Linked DNA regions of Homo sapiens: region 1 is linked to region 2. A link is a contact called in ENCODE Hi-C or POLR2A ChIA-PET data. All regions are on one chromosome and are shown on one strand. The core of a region is the stretch at or near the end of the contact, and the rest is flanking DNA. Distances in the headings are between cores, read along the strand shown.

Region 1 (5,584 bases), core at 1,669-4,168, 250 kb after region 2:
TCCCAGAATCTTTGATTTCCGAGTAGGCAGTGCAGTCACTCCTAGATTTGATCAGTCTGTAATTTGGACTTGCGTGGACTAGCCATCTCTCTGCAGTAAGACAAGATGTTTGAGTAGGAAAGTAGCACAATCAGCAGGTAGGTGTTTTGTTGTTGTTATGTGTGTTTCCAAGAGTTCTAATTTGGAAAGAAGTGTCTAAGGAGCAAAACTGGAAAAAGTAGGGGGACCAGTTTGAAAATACCTACTCCAGAAACAGGTAATAGGGCACTTCAATTAAAGAAAGGAAAAAACCAAATGCATGTGGAAATTTTGCCAAAATAGATTAGACAGTTATTTATAAATTTAAAAATAATTTCCTGACTACCTACCACGTGCTATTATAGGTGCTTGGGATACAGAAGTGAATAAAACAGCAAAAAATTCCTGTCCTTAAAGAGCTTATATTCTAATGTAGACTAAGACTAACTGATCAATGAATAACTAAATTATACAGTAAGTGATCGGTGCCCCAGAAAAAACAAAGCAAGGCAAGGGGGACAGGAAGTGACTATTTGGAAAAGAAGGAAAATTGACATTTTAAATAGGGTGGTCAGCACAGGCTTCATGGAAAAAGTAACATCAGAATGAAGACTTGAAGAAAGAGAGGGAGTTAGCCATGCAGGCAATAGCATTCCAGTCCTAAGAAACAGCCAGTTAAGGCCCTAAAGGGAACTTGTGTTGCAGATTCACGCAACAGCTAAGAGTCCAGTGTGACAGAAGGAGAATCACTGAGGAGAGTAACAGAAGAGATCAGAGAGGTAGTGGGACCAGACCATGAAGAGCCTATAGACCCCTGTAAGGACTTAGACTTCTAGTCTGAGAAAAGGGAAGTCATTGCAGGACTCTGAGCAGAGAAACGACATGATCTATGTTTCAAAATTATTGCAGGGTTGGGAGCTGGGTGCAGTGGCTCACACCTGTAATCCCAACACTTTGGGAGGCTGAAGCAGGAGGATCACTTGAGGCCAGGAGTTTAAGATCAGCCTGGGCAACAGAGCAAGACATAAAAATTTAAAAAATTAGCCAGAAATGGTGGCACATGCCTGTAATCTCAGCTACTCGGGAGGCTGAGGCAGGAGGATTGCTTGAGCTCAGGAGTTCGAGGCTGCACTGAGCAGCCTGAACTCCAGCCTGAGTGACAGGGTAATATCCTGTCTCAAAAAAAAGGGAAATTATCACAGAGTTAGGAGACTAGATAATGAGTCAGATTGATCAGATTTAAAAAATTAACTGACAGAGAAATAAATGAGCACAGGAATCTCACTAGACTATAAGACTGGGAGTATGAAGTGGAAGCACAGAGATATTAATGCAGATGAAGGAGAAAAGGAGGAAGTATAAACAAAATGTCATGATACAATGAAACGTAAAGACACTGTTCAACTTTCCTTAGATGAGGAATCCTTTATGGAAGCTTTTTTAAAACAATAACTTATTCTTTATGTAGCACTTTATACTTTTTCAAAAATATTTTCCTATCCCTTCTCTCAGTTCATACAACAGAGGAATTTCAGAATTACACATGGAGCTTATAGATAAGTCCATCTCAAACGCTAGCATTTCTCTATGAGCTGTCACATGATATGACCAAGATCCCACCGCTCTTTAACAGTAGAATCGAGACCAGAAGCCAAGTCTGACACATCACCATATACACAACAGGCACTACCATCTTCGTATCACACAGTAAGACACTAAAGCCCAGGGAGGTCATAGCACATATAGAATCACACACAAGGCAGAGGAACAGCCAAATTGAAAACCTAGCTACCAATTAACTCCAAGTCCAAAGTTCCTCAAGTAGAAGCAATCTTCTAGATAGTTTTCGCTTTATATTTTACCAGTGACACTGTAGCATACCTTTACCTCACCTCCTTTTTATATAAATTAGCATCTTATTTATCTTTACCCTAAATGCCTGCAGTCCAGGTTCTGAGGCTTTTTTGATAGTTAACAGAGCTGTTAAAAGATTTTGAGTAGAGGAGGTATAAACAGATTTGTACTTTAGATATGTTAGTCTTGTGAAATGTGGAAGGTGGGCACAAGGCAAGAGGTGAGGCAACCAGTTTGAAGGCTTCTGCACACGTCCACTCAAAAGAGAAAGTTTAAAACAGAGCAGTGGCAGAAGGAAAGGGAGAGGAGAGGACATTGGAGACACACTAACGGTAAAATTTTTAAGACTTAACTGGATTGGGAAGGGGTGGAGAATAAAGGGATCAGGAGATAAGAAAAAAGAGTCAAGGATGATCCCAAGTTTCTTGCTTGGATAGTTAATGTACCACCTACTAAAATAGGGAATAAAAGAGAAACAGGTTTGGAGAGAGACGAGTTCACTTGTAGATAGGTTAAGATTGGGGTAACCCAACTCATTCGGGTGGAATGTCCATCAAAGAGTCAGATATATGAATTTAGAGTTTAAAAAGAAGTCAGAACAAGAGATTGAAACCATTAACACATATGTGGTAAACATATATGCAATATAGTTATTTCTCTTAAAGTTATTTTTGAAAAAATTTTTATATGTCTAAAACAAACATATTACTTACTCTAACCAAAGCCTTACATATCATATACCTTGAAAACAAAAATCTTTCTTTACTGAATCTGGGTATACCTACCAGTGCGTAACCCTCTTCATCTGATTCAGGCTGAGACAAATCAGATTCACTCCTCGATTTGATCAGTCTATAATTTGGGCTTGTGTGGACTAGCCGGCTCTCTGCAGTAAGACTTTCACTCCTGTCTCACATGTACAAAAAAAAAAGTTTTTTGATTTAGGACTGTTAGTGAACATAAAATTGAATGGAATTGGAGCACAGAGATAATATACACACACAGGGAGGAGTAATGTCAGTTGACAGGAAATCCTGACTCTTGTCTGAGCACAAAGACCTTCTCAAAATAATTTGCATGTCACTAAACTACAGAGCAATGCAAGTAACTTCACATGCTTTTTCACTGCTGTTGTTTATATATACGAAAAATTGTGCCTCCTCATTTAATCAGAAATTTATAGCCCATGCTGAATCAGTATCAGTATTTACTTTACTTTAAGTTCATCCTAGTCAATTTGCATTTCTTCTTTCATGTCTATGTTAACATCAGAACACTGTAACTTTGGAAACAAACCATTTCAGTGCATAAAGTAATAAAGGGAAGTGAGTAGGTCATGTTTTCAGTGTCTAGTCAGTCCCACCTGGTCATAAGTCCACCCCCTTCAGAGGCACTTGTTGAAGGTTGCTGCAACTGTCCTTCTTCTCTTCGCTTCTGAAGCTCATCTATCACAGGACTTACTCCTAATATTAACAGGGCACACCGATGGATCACGGAGTTGCATGCAGCAGTGTACACATCCTGACCCTCAGGAAGGTCTGTGCTGACCCTTCGCTCTTGCTGAGACTGAGGAGGTGGATCATCAGCTCGAGCCCCAGACCCTGCCCCACTGTTCATTCTATCTCGGTCTCGGCTACGAGCTACTTCACGGGCTGAGAGGAAACACTGAAAGATTTCTGTAACATGCAACACAAAAACAAGGTCTTAACACATGGGGAGAGAAGAGCAAAGAAAATAACAATAAAAATAGTCAAAAAGTTTGGACCAAAAACTTACTGAAAGAGGGAAAAATTATTTTTTAGACATTATATACAACATAGTTAACTTAGTTAAAATTACATTTAAAATATACTAAAATACTATATTTTCATAAAAATTACATTAGGAAATACTAATCTGCCTTTACAGAATTTTAATGTAATCACAATTCAAATGTTATTAATGAATTGGATCAGTTATTTTCAACGTACGGTCCCAGACCAGCAGTACCCACATCATCTGGGCACTTGTTAGAAATGCAAATTATCAGGCCCACCCCAGACCTTCTGAATCAGAACCTCTAGGTGGGGGACCCAGCAATCTGTGTTTTAAAGGCCCTTCAGCTGATTTTGAAGCCCATAAAAGCCTGTGAAGCACAAGGTTAGGTAAAAATAACTGCTTATTTCTGAAACGTTCACAAGCTTGGTGTGAAAAATGTGAGGTTTCAAAAGAAAAAAAAAACGGACAAAATTTAAGTTATATTAGTTACAACAAAAAATTCCCTTTCCCCTTCCAAAGTCCATATAATCCCTACCATCTACACTTTGCTGTATCTTAAACACATTAAATAAGCACTGTCACTAAAGGTCTTTGCTGAAACAGAATTTAGTTTTAATATATGGGGCAAGATTGCCTCCAGAGTGAGATGGCATCACCAGGAATACCCATCTGATGCCAGCCTTTCCATCAGTGGAGTTAACAAGGTTCTGATGCAGTGGTAGATATTTCACATTAGAAAAGAAATTTTTTGCACAAATTTGGAGCGAAGACAGTATTCTTCTTTTTTTCCTTTTTCTGTTTTTTTTTTTTTTTTTTTTTGGAGATGGAGTCTCACTCTGTCGCCCGGGCTGGAGTGCAGTGGCACGATCTCGGCTCACTGCAACCTCCACCCCCAGGTTCAAGCGATTCTCCTGCCTCAGCCTCCTGAGTAGCTGGTATTACAGATGCGCGCCACCACACCGGCTAATTTTTTGTATCTTTAGTAGAGATGGGGTTTCACCATGTTGGCCAGTCTGGTCTCGAACTCCTGACCTCGTGATCCGCCTGCCTCGGCCTCCCAAAGTGCTGGGATTACAGCCGTGAGCCACCGCACCTGGCCCAAAGACGGTATTCTTAATGGGAAACCAGGCCAAAAAAGTTGGTAAAATACTAAATTCATCAGTTAATATGGAAGTACAAACTTTAAAAATTGATCTGTATATTTTATAAAATTGTGACAATATTTTTGTTATGCTATTAAAAGTCCCTTATTTCTACAAAAATCAAAGCAATAAACCCTCTCAGAGTCCAGAGCTAGAAATCAATTAAAGTGGTTAAGAGAATGGTCATTGGTGTTTGGGGCAGACCTGCTTCTAATTCTAGCTGCTACTAACTGTAGCCTAAGTCATACAATTTTGCATCCTTAAACCTTAGTTCATTCATCTTTAGAATGAGGTAGTACTAGAACTTTAGACAGTTATGATAATGAGCTAATCTATGCAAAGAACTTGACCAGTGCCTGGCATATATAGATGCTCTAAAAGCATAGCTAGTTTAAAAAGTGTTAGTTCCCAGATGACTATCATTCTTTTATTGTAATTGAGGGTTATACTTTACTATATTTTCACCTTCAGTCTGCTTCCAGGAATTTCTAAACTAAATTTATATTCAACTGCAAAAGTTCCCTCAGCCTAGGTTTTTAAAATACAATTATTTTCCTTCCCCATCTCCAACTCCCTTTACTCCATTTGGATCTTTTTCCTTTTGTTTAAATTATGTTTAGTCTTGTTTCAAGCCCCCTCAAAAATCATTTTTAGAAGTATGCAGAACACAAATAAGTTGATAATAAAGTTAGGGCCAAGTTAATTGACAGATACAGACAATCTCAAAACCAAAGGCATTGCTGATCATGTTTTAGGGTACCGACTGAATGCACACTTTAACTGGAAATAGCCAAATCACTCAAAAGATACTA
Region 2 (5,285 bases), core at 2,761-5,260:
TAGTGTGCGGTTTGTTTTATTGTTATTCCTTAAACTATACTTACACGTTATATATATATTCTTGTATGAATGAAGCTTTCACCAAAAGCTTTTTTTAAGAATGAGAGTTAGGCTTTTTTCAAGGGCAGTGAGACCACTATCAGAGATTTTTCTATGTAGCTGAGATCCATCCTAGTTGGACTGAGGGTGTAAGAACATCAGGACAAAGGAGCTGGGGTGGGGAGGGGTGCTAACAGGGAGGCCTCACTCTGTGCCAGGCTTTAATGAGCAGAATCTCAATGGGCATCAGATGCTGCCTTGTCAATAAAACACAGCCAAGAACAAGCTGAGTTGCTGGAATTCTGAATAATAATGAATTAGAACTTACTGCTGTATCTAATAATCCTTCTGTGACATTTGTATAGTGTTTCACAGTTTATGAAACACTTTTATCACTTTTATATGAGTTAACTCAGTCAGTTCCCGTAATCCCACTGAGAGGCAGGCAGAGAAGATTATTTTTATGCCTATTTTTAATGAGAAAGCAACCAAGTCACAGACAGTTGATGTGACTTGTCTGAGGCTACACAGCCAGAACTGCGTCTTAAATCTCCTGGTCAAGTGCTCTGCCTAGCACAGCTGCTGCCTGCCTGTTCCAAGTGTGGTGGACAGAGATTCTGCCCAGGTGCCCCCTCCCTGTCCCAAGCCCTGCCACATCCTCCCACCCCCAGCATCCTTCCTGGGAGTAGGTCAGCCTGTCCTGGGCCCTGCCCCCTTGCACCCTCCCACCCACAAAGCCTCTCCCTTTTCTGGCCTTGAGTTATGCTCCCCTTGCCCCAGTCTTTAGGATTCTTCTATTTTTTCTTCCCGAAGGAACTTTTCCAGATGCTCTTTTCTTTGGCTTTATCACAAACCCTCTATATGGATTTCTAGCTCCTGCTATACCTCATCAGTTTGTTGACACTTGTCCAGACCAGGACGTCTGTGGGGTGGTGTCCTGGCACACGACTCCTACCTTGAGCACCATAGGGTGCAGCTGTTCTCACTGGGAAACATATGTGAGCGCCAGTTGGAAACTCTCCCTGCCCCAGGTGATTCTGATCAGCCTTTCCAGAACCAGTGGATTAGCAAATGGTTCATAGCTGTGGGAGCCGATCAAGTTCCCTAACCTCTCTGAACCTCCACTTCTACATCTCTGACTTCATAGGTGTTTTTAGGAAATTAAGGGAGGTAGTGCCTACTACATGGTAAGTGTTAATCAAATGTTCTTTTCTCCATCTAATCTTCCCAGAAAATAGTAGTGAGGTGGGTTTTTTTGTTTTTGTTTTTTTAGATGGAGTTTAGCTCTTGTTGCCCAGGCTGGAGTGCAATGGCATGATCTCAGCTCACTGCAACCTCTCCCTCCCAGGTTCAAGTGATTCTCCTGCCTCAGCCTCCCAAGTAGCTGGGATTACAGGCACGCGCCACCATGCCTGGCTAATTTTGTAATTTTAGTAGAGACAGGGTTTCACCATGCTGGTTAGGCTGGTCTCGAACTCCTCACCTCAGGTGATCTACCTGCCTTGGCCTCAGAAAGTGCTGGGATTACAGGTGTGAGCCACCATGCCCAGCGAGATTTTAAACCAAAAGGCTTCCTGACAAAGTCAAGATCTCCCACCCTCACACAGGCGCAGCTTCTAACATCCGCAGTCCTCTTTGAGGAGAAGATCTTGTGTGCTGGCAAAATATTTTAGCTACTGCACAAAACACTGCGTGGCACAGTACTTTGAATTCCCAGAGAGAAAGGCCCAGGGGTCTTGTTGGAGGGTATGTAGGAAAAGGAAACCTACTCCCAAGGCAGAAGGCACTCCCAGAGCATGCTTTGGTAATTATGCAGGCTGGGAGGAGGCAGGCCATGGGTGGAAGAAGAAGGAATGGAGAGGAGAGGAAGCCCGGAAGGAGAGAATCACAGGTTCATTTAAAATAGATGCCAGCTAGGGGTTTAGTCCTTCTCTGGCTTGCTGTGTGAGCTTCTGCAAGTCACTTCACTTCTCTGGTTTGGGCCATATCTGAAGAGGCCTTCTCCAACTGAGACACTCAAGGATGCCATGCATTTTTCCAAGTCACTAGGAAACAACGCTCCAATCGCATACCTTTCATTTGCATTATTGTAACCTAGACTGGTGTCCAACTCTTTTTCATAAACAGTGAGAAATAATGTCATTTCCATGATTGAATCAAGCACACCAAGGGTGTTATAGAATCACTTTTCTTGCTTAGCAGTTCTGGGCAGCAGAAGAGACTTGCACTCTAGATCCTGGAACAGCTGAGCTTTCTTGGGAAGATTCCAGACAGTTATTAACCCAATGAGTAACACCCTATGTGCCATTCTGACCCTCTGGGCTACAGTAATGCAATCTTCTATTGCTTTTCTCTCTTTTAAGAAAAGCCATCAAACAAGGGACTCATTCAAATTTTTAACCACAATATAAACAGACATTTACACAAGAGCAATTATAAATAGCACATGTGCAAAAAAAAAAACCTGCCTACTGGCATCCAAAGATATGCTGCAGAAAGCAAATTTGGGACTCTATTTAAAAATCTTTTCAAAAATGCCTTGAAGCAACAATATTCAATGTACCTGATGTTGCAGCAAAATTGATTTACTGATACAATATTGGTGGCATTCGAAATTAGTAATAGTTCCTTTGGGAACTAATATGGAAACACATAGGAAGAACTATATCCATGATTATTCAGAAGTAATGCAATAAAAATCTGCATAAAGAGGCCAGCACAGTGGCTCACGCCTGTAATCCCAGCACTTTGTGAAGCCAAAGCAGGAAGATCACCTGAGGTCAGGAGTTCGAGACCAGCCTGGCCAACATGGTGAAACCCCGTCTCTACTAAAAATACAAAAATTAGCCAGGGGTGATGGCGGGCTCCTGTAGTCCCAGCTACTCAGGAGGCTGATGCAGGAGAATAGCTTGAACACGGGAGTTGGAGGTTGCCGTGAGCCGAGATCACACCAACGTACTCCAGCCTGGGCGACAGAGCGAGACTCCATCTCAAAAAAAAAAAAAAGCCTCCATAAAGAAGTCAACATCAACAATATCTATTGTAGCAAAAAAAAAAAAATACTAAACTTGAGGGAATTGCTATATAGATTTTGATACAGCCACACATTTGCCTCTTATACAGCAATAAGGATAACTGTGCAGATTGATAGCAGTGTAGAGATGTTTATTATCAGTCAAATACAACAAACTTCAGGATCACATAGGCATTATGATTATAGCTCTGCTAAAAGTGTGCATACGCATCTGAAAGGGCTGGAAGGTATTGAAATAAAATTGGCTGTAGTGTTTGAGAGGCAAAATAGTATGGTTTAAATTACTTTTAATTTTCTGTTTATCTCCAACTAAATAAAAGAAAGCATATCAGTTGAAAAAGAATTAACCTTATCACCAATGTTTCCCACTAGACAATGAGAGCAGGAACCCTGCCTGTCTCTTTCAACAGCGTTTGCCAGAGCATGTGTCTGCCACATGGTAGGCGCTCTGTAAATATTTGTGGACTGATTGACCACTGCTGTCAGCCTCTCTGAACCGGTTTAGTAAATTGCTGATATAGACCTCCTGTTTTCACAAAGATCCTTCTTGCCATCACCTCCACAGTCTCAAAAAGCACCTTCATTTACAAGCAGGCTTTCAAAACCCAGCATCTTCCTCTCTCTCAGTGTCACTGGCAGAAGGAGGACATCACCTTAAAGTACCAGACTCTAGGGCCAGCCTGTGTTGGGAGAACCCCCCCGCCCCTTCTCTTGCAGCTTCCCCCGGGGGGGACAGATCTTCATGGGGACACAAGGGAGAGTAGCTTGATCCCTAAATCATCTGGACACTAACATTTTGCACCAGAAGATGGCAGTCTACACACCTCCTTATGGTGCAGAACCCACACCTTCCTTGACACTTTGACAGTTAATTGTTCAAGTCAAGTTACTCAGCCTACCCTCCACAAAGGTGGGCCAGGGTGAGGGTGTGACAAGGATGGCCAGGGCCTCAGGCCAAGATCAGGAACAGATGTAGGCAACTGATGCCTGCTGTGCCTGATGCTGGGAGAGATGGCACCTCCCACGTTTCACATTTCACAGCTGGGGAAACCAAGCTTCACAGAGGCTAAGACACTGCCAAGTCCCCCACTCCTAGTAGAGAAACACTGCCCAGACCCGAGCCCCGCTCTCCTTACCCAGCACCCACCCTCCTTCCACCATACCGTACTGCCTGCCAGCTCTCCAGCAACAGGAGTCTGTGAAAAAATGGGCAAGGATGTTTCTGAACCCATGGTTAAATGCTTTTAAAAATCACCATGTCAAATTATAAAATTGATCAAACCCTTTGACCTTGGAATACCACTTTGGGAAATATGTTCCAAGGAAACAAAATATGAAATACATATTTATAAATAAGTTTATAAAATATAAAAATGAAACAAAAGCACATATAGAGTTGTGTAGAACTGAGCTTGATACTGCAGTTAAAACCAGAGGCAGCCCAGATGCCCGACCGTGGGGAAAATTGTGCCGTGGTCATTATACTCACACTGGAAATGGCTGTCATGCAGATTAGCACCGACGTCCAGCCTGTCACGTGGGGACTGTTATACTAGTTGTTAAAATAAGTATTTTCATACCAACTGGTAAATAGTAGAGCCAGAGTGTCCTCCAAGCCTCCCTTGCCCCTCTACTGGGATCCTCCTGAACTCCCCCTGATCTAGCAACTAAATAGTAAATGCCTGGCCCAGCAGCCTCCAGGATCCCACATGAAGCAGTGGTCAATGAACATCTTAGTACTAGTTATTAGATATTTTTTAAACCTCCCCTGGCTAAGATTCTGTATACTCATGGAAAAGCGACCTTATTTTGGAATGGGACAAGATATAGGAATATATAAAGAAAGACATTATGTGACTTAACGGTAAGTAAAAAGAAGCAGAAATTAATACAAGGAATAGCAGTGAGGCAAATTTTATTTGTATAAACAAGAGTTTCTAAGAAGCCACAGAGTCTAAATATTTGGTAAACTAGGAGAGGGGAGATTTGAAAAATTTTGTCAGTAGCCTATTTAACAACCTTTCCCCTATTTCCTTCTTAAAAGAAAGTTGCACGGTGGCTCACACCTGTAATCCCTGCACTTTGGGAGGCTGAGGCGGGAGGATCACCAGGTCAGGAGATTGAGACCATCCTGGCTAACACGATGAAACCCCATCTCTACTAAAAATACAAAAAATTAGCTGGGCGTGGTGGCGGGCACCTGTAGTCCCAA

Evidence for each region. Hi-C counts contacts between places; a loop is a spot of excess contacts on that map. ChIA-PET counts read pairs that join two places held with the same protein, here RNA polymerase II (POLR2A). Pooled maps may share reads with other maps.
Region 1: a loop to region 2 is called in a pooled map, with 2.4 times the contacts of the local background. The contact joins two enhancer-like sites. A Hi-C loop is called at or near these places in 3 of 37 single-sample maps with no recorded cell type and 7 of 50 pooled maps. POLR2A ChIA-PET finds 5 or more read pairs at or near these places in 2 of 52 experiments (PC-9 and T-cell).

What each region holds. Positions count from the first base shown.
Region 1 is chr15:63,710,118-63,715,701 of GRCh38, forward strand. HERC1 (HECT and RLD domain containing E3 ubiquitin protein ligase family member 1) reads right to left here. Exons shown (of 78, transcript NM_003922.4): 23 at 3,236-3,548; 24 at 2,658-2,778. Among named protein-coding and RNA genes, the nearest start is that of USP3-AS1, 110 kb to the left of the region's middle. RefSeq lists enhancers at 4,135-4,636, 4,637-5,136. Within about 2 kb of position 2,919, at least 3 of the 41 ENCODE cell types and tissues checked have a DNase peak (open chromatin) inside an H3K27ac peak, as active enhancers do.
Region 2 is chr15:63,462,986-63,468,270 of GRCh38, forward strand. No RefSeq gene overlaps it. Among named protein-coding and RNA genes, the nearest start is that of USP3, 39 kb to the right of the region's middle. Within about 2 kb of position 4,011, at least 3 of the 41 ENCODE cell types and tissues checked have a DNase peak (open chromatin) inside an H3K27ac peak, as active enhancers do.